Regions from separate parts of the Mus musculus genome. Here regions 2 and 3 are each linked to region 1. A link is a loop called in an ENCODE intact Hi-C map of the cell type or tissue named here. Cell type or tissue: left cerebral cortex. All regions are shown on one strand. Region 1 holds the start of Ccdc117 (coiled-coil domain containing 117). Region 2 has its middle 16 kb from the start of Mrps24. Region 3 overlaps Mrps24 (mitochondrial ribosomal protein S24).

What was found. A loop is a pair of places that touch in the nucleus more often than their neighbours do. Peaks named below come from ENCODE experiments on the same cell type or tissue, not always from the same donor. Only the 100,000 strongest peaks of a DNase experiment are listed, where the experiment ranks them.
Region 2: it touches region 1 in a loop (2.3-fold over the local background); 2 of 42 quality-filtered maps call a loop at or near these places.
Region 3: a loop joins it to region 1, with 2.4 times the contacts of the local background. A loop is called at or near these places in 2 of 42 quality-filtered maps.

The regions. Positions count from the first base shown.
Region 1 is chr11:5,540,806-5,543,305 of GRCm38, reverse strand. Ccdc117 (coiled-coil domain containing 117) reads left to right here and starts at 1,089. Exons shown (of 5, transcript NM_134033.2): 1 at 1,089-1,429; 2 at 1,883-1,933. The coding sequence starts at 1,248. In left cerebral cortex, a CTCF peak has its summit at 939; a DNase peak (open chromatin) is centred at 1,050; H3K4me3 peaks cover 1,784 bases; H3K27ac peaks cover 630 bases.
Region 2 is chr11:5,690,890-5,693,389 of GRCm38, reverse strand. No RefSeq gene overlaps it. Among named protein-coding and RNA genes, the nearest start is that of Mrps24, 16 kb to the left of the region's middle. In left cerebral cortex, a CTCF peak has its summit at 1,433; a DNase peak (open chromatin) is centred at 1,438.
Region 3 is chr11:5,704,559-5,707,058 of GRCm38, reverse strand. Mrps24 (mitochondrial ribosomal protein S24) reads left to right here. Exons shown (of 4, transcript NM_026080.3): 4 at 2,327-2,500. Among named protein-coding and RNA genes, the nearest start is that of Mrps24, 1.9 kb to the left of the region's middle. In left cerebral cortex, a CTCF peak has its summit at 1,532 (motif pointing right); no DNase peak of the experiment used is centred here; H3K4me3 peaks cover 876 bases; H3K27ac peaks cover 329 bases.

The DNA of each region.
Region 1 (2,500 bases):
ATTAACCATCTTTGGATATACAAGGCTGAACTTCTGCTTTTCCCCTCCAATTGCTCTCCCAATCTCTGGGGGTTTTAGTAATTGTCCATGGGATCCAATACATCAAAAATTTCATTTATGATAAAACACAGAAACAATTGAAAGATAGCATTACAAGTACACACATGTAGAGTTTTCTAAGCCTTGACATCCTGTTTTGTTGTTAAGGCTGAACTCAACCATTCTCTTGCTTCAACCTCCCTATAGCTGGGATTGACTGGAAGTATGTGCCACACATCCACCTGCTTCATGTATAAATATTGTGGTGGAGTACATGCACCCTACCACTCAGCTGCACTTCCCTCTCGGAGTTTTATTAGCTTTTAATTTTCTATTTGTTATTGTTATATGTGTGCATGAGAGTGCATGTGTAACCAGGGAACAAAACCAAGCCAGTCCCCACCCCCACCCCACGAAAGGAAGTTCAAGAACAAGTTTCTAGAGTTGGTTTTCCTTTCACCATAGATTCTAGAATAATAACTCCAGCTGTCAGGTCCCACTCCTAGGCATTTTTTTTTTTTATATTTTGTTTCGTAACAGTGGCTGGCCTGGAAGTCACTATGTAGACCAGACTGACCTAGAATTCAGAGATTTTCCCTCCTCTGCCCAGAAAGTGCTGGTATTAAATGTGTGCACCACTATGCCCAGCCCCACCTCTAGATTTTTAATTCATTCACTACTCACTTCAACTCTGAAAACATTTTTTCTTATCCTGTTTACTACAGAAGAAACAGAAACGTGTAACTTTTTATTTTGGACTGGGTCCCACGTAGACTAGGCTAGCCTAGACCATGCTACTTAGTCAAAGTCTGGCTTTGAATGTGTCTGATTATCCTGCCTCCACCTGATAAGAGCTGGGAATCCACCACGCCCAGCTCAAACGTTCTGTATAGGGATTGGGTGTCTGTCATTCTGGCCGGGTGAGGGCGACCTGACCTCCTGCAATTCGTCCGGTACACCCCCGGCCATCTTGCCTGTAGTCCTTAAGGACCACAACTCCCGGCATGCCTCACGACAGCGGCCCTCTATACACAACAAATCCCGACGTGTCTCTGGGCGGTCCGGAGTGGAGGGTTCTAGAAGGCGTGAGGTTGGGGGGCCGAAGAGGGCTCAGAGGCAGGTAATCGTGGGTAGCGTTGGTGGCGGCCACTGCGGAGTCTGGGAAAACGAACGACTGGGGTCGCGGACGCAGCCTCGTCTGGAAAGCCATGGCAGCCCTCGGCCGGCCCTTCAGCGGCCTCCCTCTGAGCGGCAGCGCGGACTTCCTGCAGCCGCCACCGGCCTTCGCGGGCCGGGCCTTCCCGCCAGGAGCCGCCGGCCATGACCTGGCCCCGCGGCCCGGTGTCCGCGGCGCGCCGAGCAGCCCGGGCGGGAGAACAGCGCGCGGACGGTGAGCAGGCGGGGCGGGCCCGTTAACCTCTCGGGACGTTAACCGTGAGTCCCGGGGCGCAGGGCGGGCGACCCTCGAGGGTTCTTCGGCCTGGACGCTTCCCTCCACACGCGCGGCCGCCGGCTGCCGGCCGGGACAACTTTGAATGCCTCTGGGACACTTGGGTCCCTCATCGGCAATGTTGGGGGCAGAAATGGGTTTGGAGCGAGTGCTCAACTGTCACTGCCCCGACAGAAGTGACAACTTCAGATTTTCTTGTCTGAGGTTATTTTATTCGGAGCCCCTGGCAAATCGTGATCACCTGGGACCTGTGTGGGTCTATCACGGCCAAGGAAGGAATGTTCAATTTGTGGCGGGAGATCCGGATGAGTGAGGCGACAAATACATGGTGCAGAAACGTTACATTTACGTTCCAGTCGTGAGTGACTGGTTTGTTTTTGTTTGTTCCAACAGTGTTTCCATTCACTGTAGAAAGAAACACAAGCGGTTGGCGGAGGATGATGAGTAAGTATCCAGACCAATTTGTCCTCTTTGTGGTCGCGGTTAGTTTAACACGTGTATCCTATTTGAAGTGAAAACGGTGAAGCACATGTATCTCTTTAAACTGCTGACATTGTTTGCCTTTTAGGGGCAGAAACTGAGTGGCGGGCAGGTAGAGGAAAATGCGCATGCATTTTAAACTGTCATTTCAGACACAAAAGTATTAAACCAAAACAAAAAGAAAATCCTAGGCTCTGTATTGGAAGGGTTGGTGTTCTCCGCGGAGGTAGTAACCATGTAACCTGTTCTCTTTCTCCTTAGGAAGAGTCCAGAAACTTACAAATTTTGTAGCCAGATACCTGGTCACTCTGCAATGCTTTGGAGTAGCTTATTCCAAATGAGTATATACAAGGTCTACCTGTTGGTTTTTGTTAAGATCGCCTGTCTGTGGAGCCGTGTCTAACCAGGGCTGTCCTCAAACTTATTAGATCTGTTTGCCTCTGCATGTTCAGATTATAAAGGCCCACATGCTACCAGGCCTCAATACCTGCCTTTTCTTTTTTTTCTTGACCATTACTATTATACAAATTC
Region 2 (2,500 bases), 150 kb before region 1:
TCTCTGCAGCCTCTGCTGAGTGCTGCAAAATACATACAACCCAGCTTCTCTGACCCATGCTGATATCTCTGATCTCTGGGACAGATGTAAACTTTCAGAAGGACATGTTTAACGACATGTCCAAATTCTGCAGTAACCTCTCATGCCTAGAAATCCACTCAACTGCCCATGGTGTCCAATTGTATACTTGATTTTTTTTTTCTAGTTTTCAGTCAGGAAGCCCAAGAATTCCATGGCTGTGGCATTGTCCCCAACTCACATACACACTGGCTCAGGACTTCTCACTAGGGCTCTTCAGCTCCCACAATGCCCTACTGACAAACTTGGGTCTCCAGGGATGCTATTGTTGCTCACGGGGTTTATTCAAATGGTTTTTGATCATTGCAGATCAAGGCAGAGCGTTCCTCCACTAACTTGGATGAATTATGGAAGTACTGGCAGGACTTGGTGAGTTCATGCTTAAAAAATAATTGTAAGATTCTATTTTAATTATGAATATGTTTGTATGTGGCTAGTCTATGTGCAGGTGCCTGAAGAAGCGTCGACCCCTGGAACGGGGTTATAGGCAGTGGGAAGTGAGTGGTAAAACTAACTGCCTCACTTATGGGAGCATTTCTGAATCAGCAGAATCAGCAGAGCCATCTAGGGCCTCACTGTTTTGGGTTTTTAGCCATGTCGCTCCCCGGGGAGACCCTGTTACCCTCTCATTCTCCCCAGATGCTGTCACCACAGGATTTACAGGATTTCATCAGGCTCTGCCCAGGAAGTCTCTATTCCCAGTTTCCAAATGAGCTGCCTGTGTGGGGCAGTGGGCTGCACACAAACACCCTGGTCTCCAGTTGAGCTGAGGTCTTGAACCCGGGTGGGATCCGGTGGGTGGTGATTTCCACCTACATGGGCGTTTGATCTTGTCTCCAGGATCCCTGGCTCCTGTCAAAGTTACCGCCCCCACAGTCCCACCCCACCCCCAGGAGAGGTGTGTGGCTATCAGTCATGTAGCTAACAGCACCAAGCCTTCTCACATGCAAATAATGTTCCCCCCAAACTCTCAGTTCAAGCCAGTGATAGATACCTGCTGTCGAACCCTGAATCACCCCTAAAACTGTATATAAATCTTATCCAGGGAATTAAAGGTGTGCGAGAACTACTCCTTCATCTGAGTCTTTTGTTCCAAGAGCTGTAACACATGGAAAGAGAGATCTTCTCTCCCAGAGAGCCACCTGAGGTCCTCACTCTCATGGGCCCAGCCCCACCCGACTCAGTTCAGAGCAGCTCAGAGTTACCATGAGACCTGGAAGGCGCGGCAGAGACTTCGTCTCCCTGCCTGCACTTGCTTTCCTTCTCTGGAACCCTCGCATCAGGCCTGGACAGAGATATCCATGGAAAACATCTGGTACCCAGGCCCACATGCCTGGACGGTTCTGAGCAACTATAGGTGGCGCTACTGCTCTTCTGGAAAAGCAAACTGCAGCTTTAGCAGACCTCTATTAACAATAGAGAGCTACTGGACTCTGAGGGACATGGCTGTGTTCTGAGTTAAAACTATATCTCTTGGGGCTGGAGAGATGGCTTGAAGGGTAAAGAGCAATTCCCAGAACTCACATGGAGGCTCACCACTATCTGCAACCCCACTTCTAGATCCAAGGGACAAGGAACCCTCCCCTGACCTCCACAGGCACCAGGCACAGAGACAGTGCTCAAACATCTGTATGGGCAAAACACTCACACTCTAAATAAAAGAGAAGGAAATCGTAAAGATGACAGCCACAGCAGGCTCCACATGACAGTGACGTTCCAAGTGGTCGCAGCAAGACTGGTACTCCAGGTTCTGGAATGGGGGAATCACCTTTCCTGGTTCCCTAGAGGTTTCTGCAGTTGGCTGGCTTTCTGCTGAATAACTTGCCCCAGGAGCCACCAGGAAAATCGGTTGTTACCAGACTTCCCTGAGACTGTTAGGGGATGACAGTAATCAGCTGTGCCAGGACAGACAAAACAAACAAACAAACAAACAAACAACAACAACAACTGGAGCCTAAACCCTTCAAGTATCTGCACAGTCCACCTGAAACTGGGATAAAGTTAGCGTTTGACACTGAGTGAGCATTTGTTTTAGAATGGCAGCCTCTAGGGAGAGGAGGAAATGGGCTGATTTGGTGATCAGAGAGAATGATAGTGGTTCCTGAGCCCGTTCTGTGACAGTACTAAAGCCACTGAGGGTGGGGCATGCATGCTTTTCCTGTAGGTCTACACATCCCTTCACACTGACCTGAAGAGGAAACTTCTAGTTTCTTTGTACAGTCACTTGTGTTAAATGATGTTTTGCCGGGGCACGCAGGTAAAAGGATGCTTTGCTAAAGCAAACAGGAACAGAGGCCAGATGTTTAGAAAGAATATAATTATGACCCCACAGACAGTGGCAGCTTGAGTATCGGTTTGCTTTGCTTTGCCTCGGAAGTCTTTGTTGAGTATAGGCTCATATTGGCTCATCTTATATTTCACT
Region 3 (2,500 bases), 160 kb before region 1:
TCCTAAATGAGCACTTGGTGCCACAGCTCAAGGGGTGTGAGGGTGAAGGAGATATTTGGTTCTTGGGGGTCACTGGCCAGCCAGTCTTGGAAGAGCAGCTGTTTTGCTAGAAAATAAACGAGCAGCAAATAGTGATAGAGGAAAAACATTGGCTGTTAACCCCTGGTCTTCTCCATGCGTCTGTCAAGGGAGCAAGCCTGCACACACACTGTACATGTTACCGACAACAGAACATATGAGTGATGGGCATATTAGGATGGTGAAAGAAAGGAATTCTTGCATATTGAAAGGAATTTGAATATTTCTTGCTAAAGTCTCATTTGAGCCTCCATAGAACAGTATTTGCATGCTTACAAACAAGGTTTGACAGTGCTTTTTTGGCAAGCCATAATTTACAGATGTGTAATAGCCCGGAGGCGATGCGGTAGTGAAGTCTACATAGGATCCTAGACCTGGAAGAGTGTGCCCTATGTAATGCGGTGTTCACCCAAGTACAAAACTGCAGGAATGTGCTACAGTCTTCATGGCTCACAGAACCCGTATTTTTAGGCTTTTTTTTTCTCCCCCTACTTCCTATTTTGTATTTTTCTTGTTCATTTCCATTTCAGTATGCATGTTGTGTGTGTATATGTATGGATGTGTTCAGTTTGTCTGAGTCAGCCCTCTCCTACCATATGGGGCCCCAGGGATCAAGCAAGCACCCTTGCCTGCTGAACCATCTTTAAGAGAGTGTGGCAGTGTACCTCAGGCTGCGCTGGAACTCTCACACGCCAGCCTCATTTTTCTCAGTGCTGCGAGTATAGGTGTGCACCTGTCACCTGCCTGTTTATCTTTCAGTGATGCTGGAGTTTTGACTCCCGGACAATAAATTGTCTATCCACATTTGTATGTGCATGCTCACGTGTGAGTGCAGGTGTCCGTGTATGACCGCCTTAGGCCAGTCCTTGCCTTCATCTTGTTTGAAGCAGGGTCTCTTTCTTGTCACCACCTTTGTGTGCCAGGGTAGTTGGCATACAAAGGTCTGGAGACTGTCCTGCCTCTGGCTGCATCTCACGGTGGGAGCGTGGGGGTTGCAGATGCTGTTACCACTGTCCTGAGCTCTGGGCCTCCAGGTTCAGGTCCGTCTCAGGTTTGCAGGGCAGACACTATACCCACCCTGCTGTCTGCTCAACCCCTCAACCCTTGCATATGCTTACAATGTATGATTAAAATTTATCTGTAACCTCCAAGTCATTCAAGGTCACTCAGGGAGGTGGGCAGAACAAGGCCCCCAGCCGAGGTAGAACAAGCTTATATTGTAAAATGTGCCCTTTTGGAAGTTCAGAGCCGTATTTCAATCATTACTGTGCCTTTGTGTTGGGGACATGGCACTTTGTGTGGTCCTGGGATGCTGTCCAGTGTCTGTGAGCTCAAGAAGACTGACCTGCGTACGGAGAAAATTTTGTTAATCTTTCCTTTTTTTTTCAATTTTTATTTTTATTTGTTTATTTTTTTTATTTATATGAATACACTGGAGCTGTCTTCAGACACACCAGAAGAGGGCATCAGATCTCATTACAGATGGTTGTGAGCCACCATGTGGTTGCTGGGATTTGAACTCAGGACCTTTGGAAGAGCAGTCAGTGCTCTTACCCGATGAGCCATCTCTCTAGCCCTTGTTAATCTTTCCTTGGGCCTGAGTTATAACTCATATTAATGAGTCAGCCTTATACATTAGCAGTGCCTTTAAAGAGAAGGACAGGCAAAATTAGTTATTTATTAATCTCTCGATTAAAAAATATTGTGACTATGTGGCACTTTGGATTTTATTTAAATTACTACTGTGTGCAAGTGTATGTGCATGTGTGCATGGTACATCTGTGGGGGTCAGAAGAGGGCGACTTTCTGAGGCAGTTGTCTCCACACCACCTTGTTGAGACAAGGCCTCTCTCTTTCTCGTGTCTGCTGTGGTTTGGACTCCAGGCATCTCTTGAACTTCCTGGGCAGTTCTCCGTCATCTCGTTGTAAGAGTGCTAGGCTGACTGGTGTGTGCCACTGCTTCTGGCTTTTGTGTGAGGAGCTGTGGACTGAGGGTTTAATGAGATGACTCAAAGGCAGCTACAACAGGGGAAGTAAATCTGGCTTCTAAGGTGTACTTCGGGGTTGACCCAAGATTGGCAGGTGTTTACACTAAGCACGCTTACCTGCTAAGCCGTCTTGCCATCCCTGCGCTTTGGATTTTAGAATGTTTTCCTATTCCGTTAGCGTGCCCAGGCCTGTTCCATGTCAGGTCTGGGGTCTGCACAGCTCCCTTGGCTGACGATTGCTTGTGTGTTGTCCTCTTTAGGTAACCTGGATGGAGAAGATCATGCTGCAGAGAGAACCCTGGAGGATGTTTTCCTTCGAAAGTTTATGATGGGCACCTTTCCCGGCTGCCTGGCTGACCAGATTGTTCTGAAGCGCCGGGCCAACCAAGTGGACATCTGTGCCCTGGTCCTCAGGCAGCTGCCAGCACACAAAT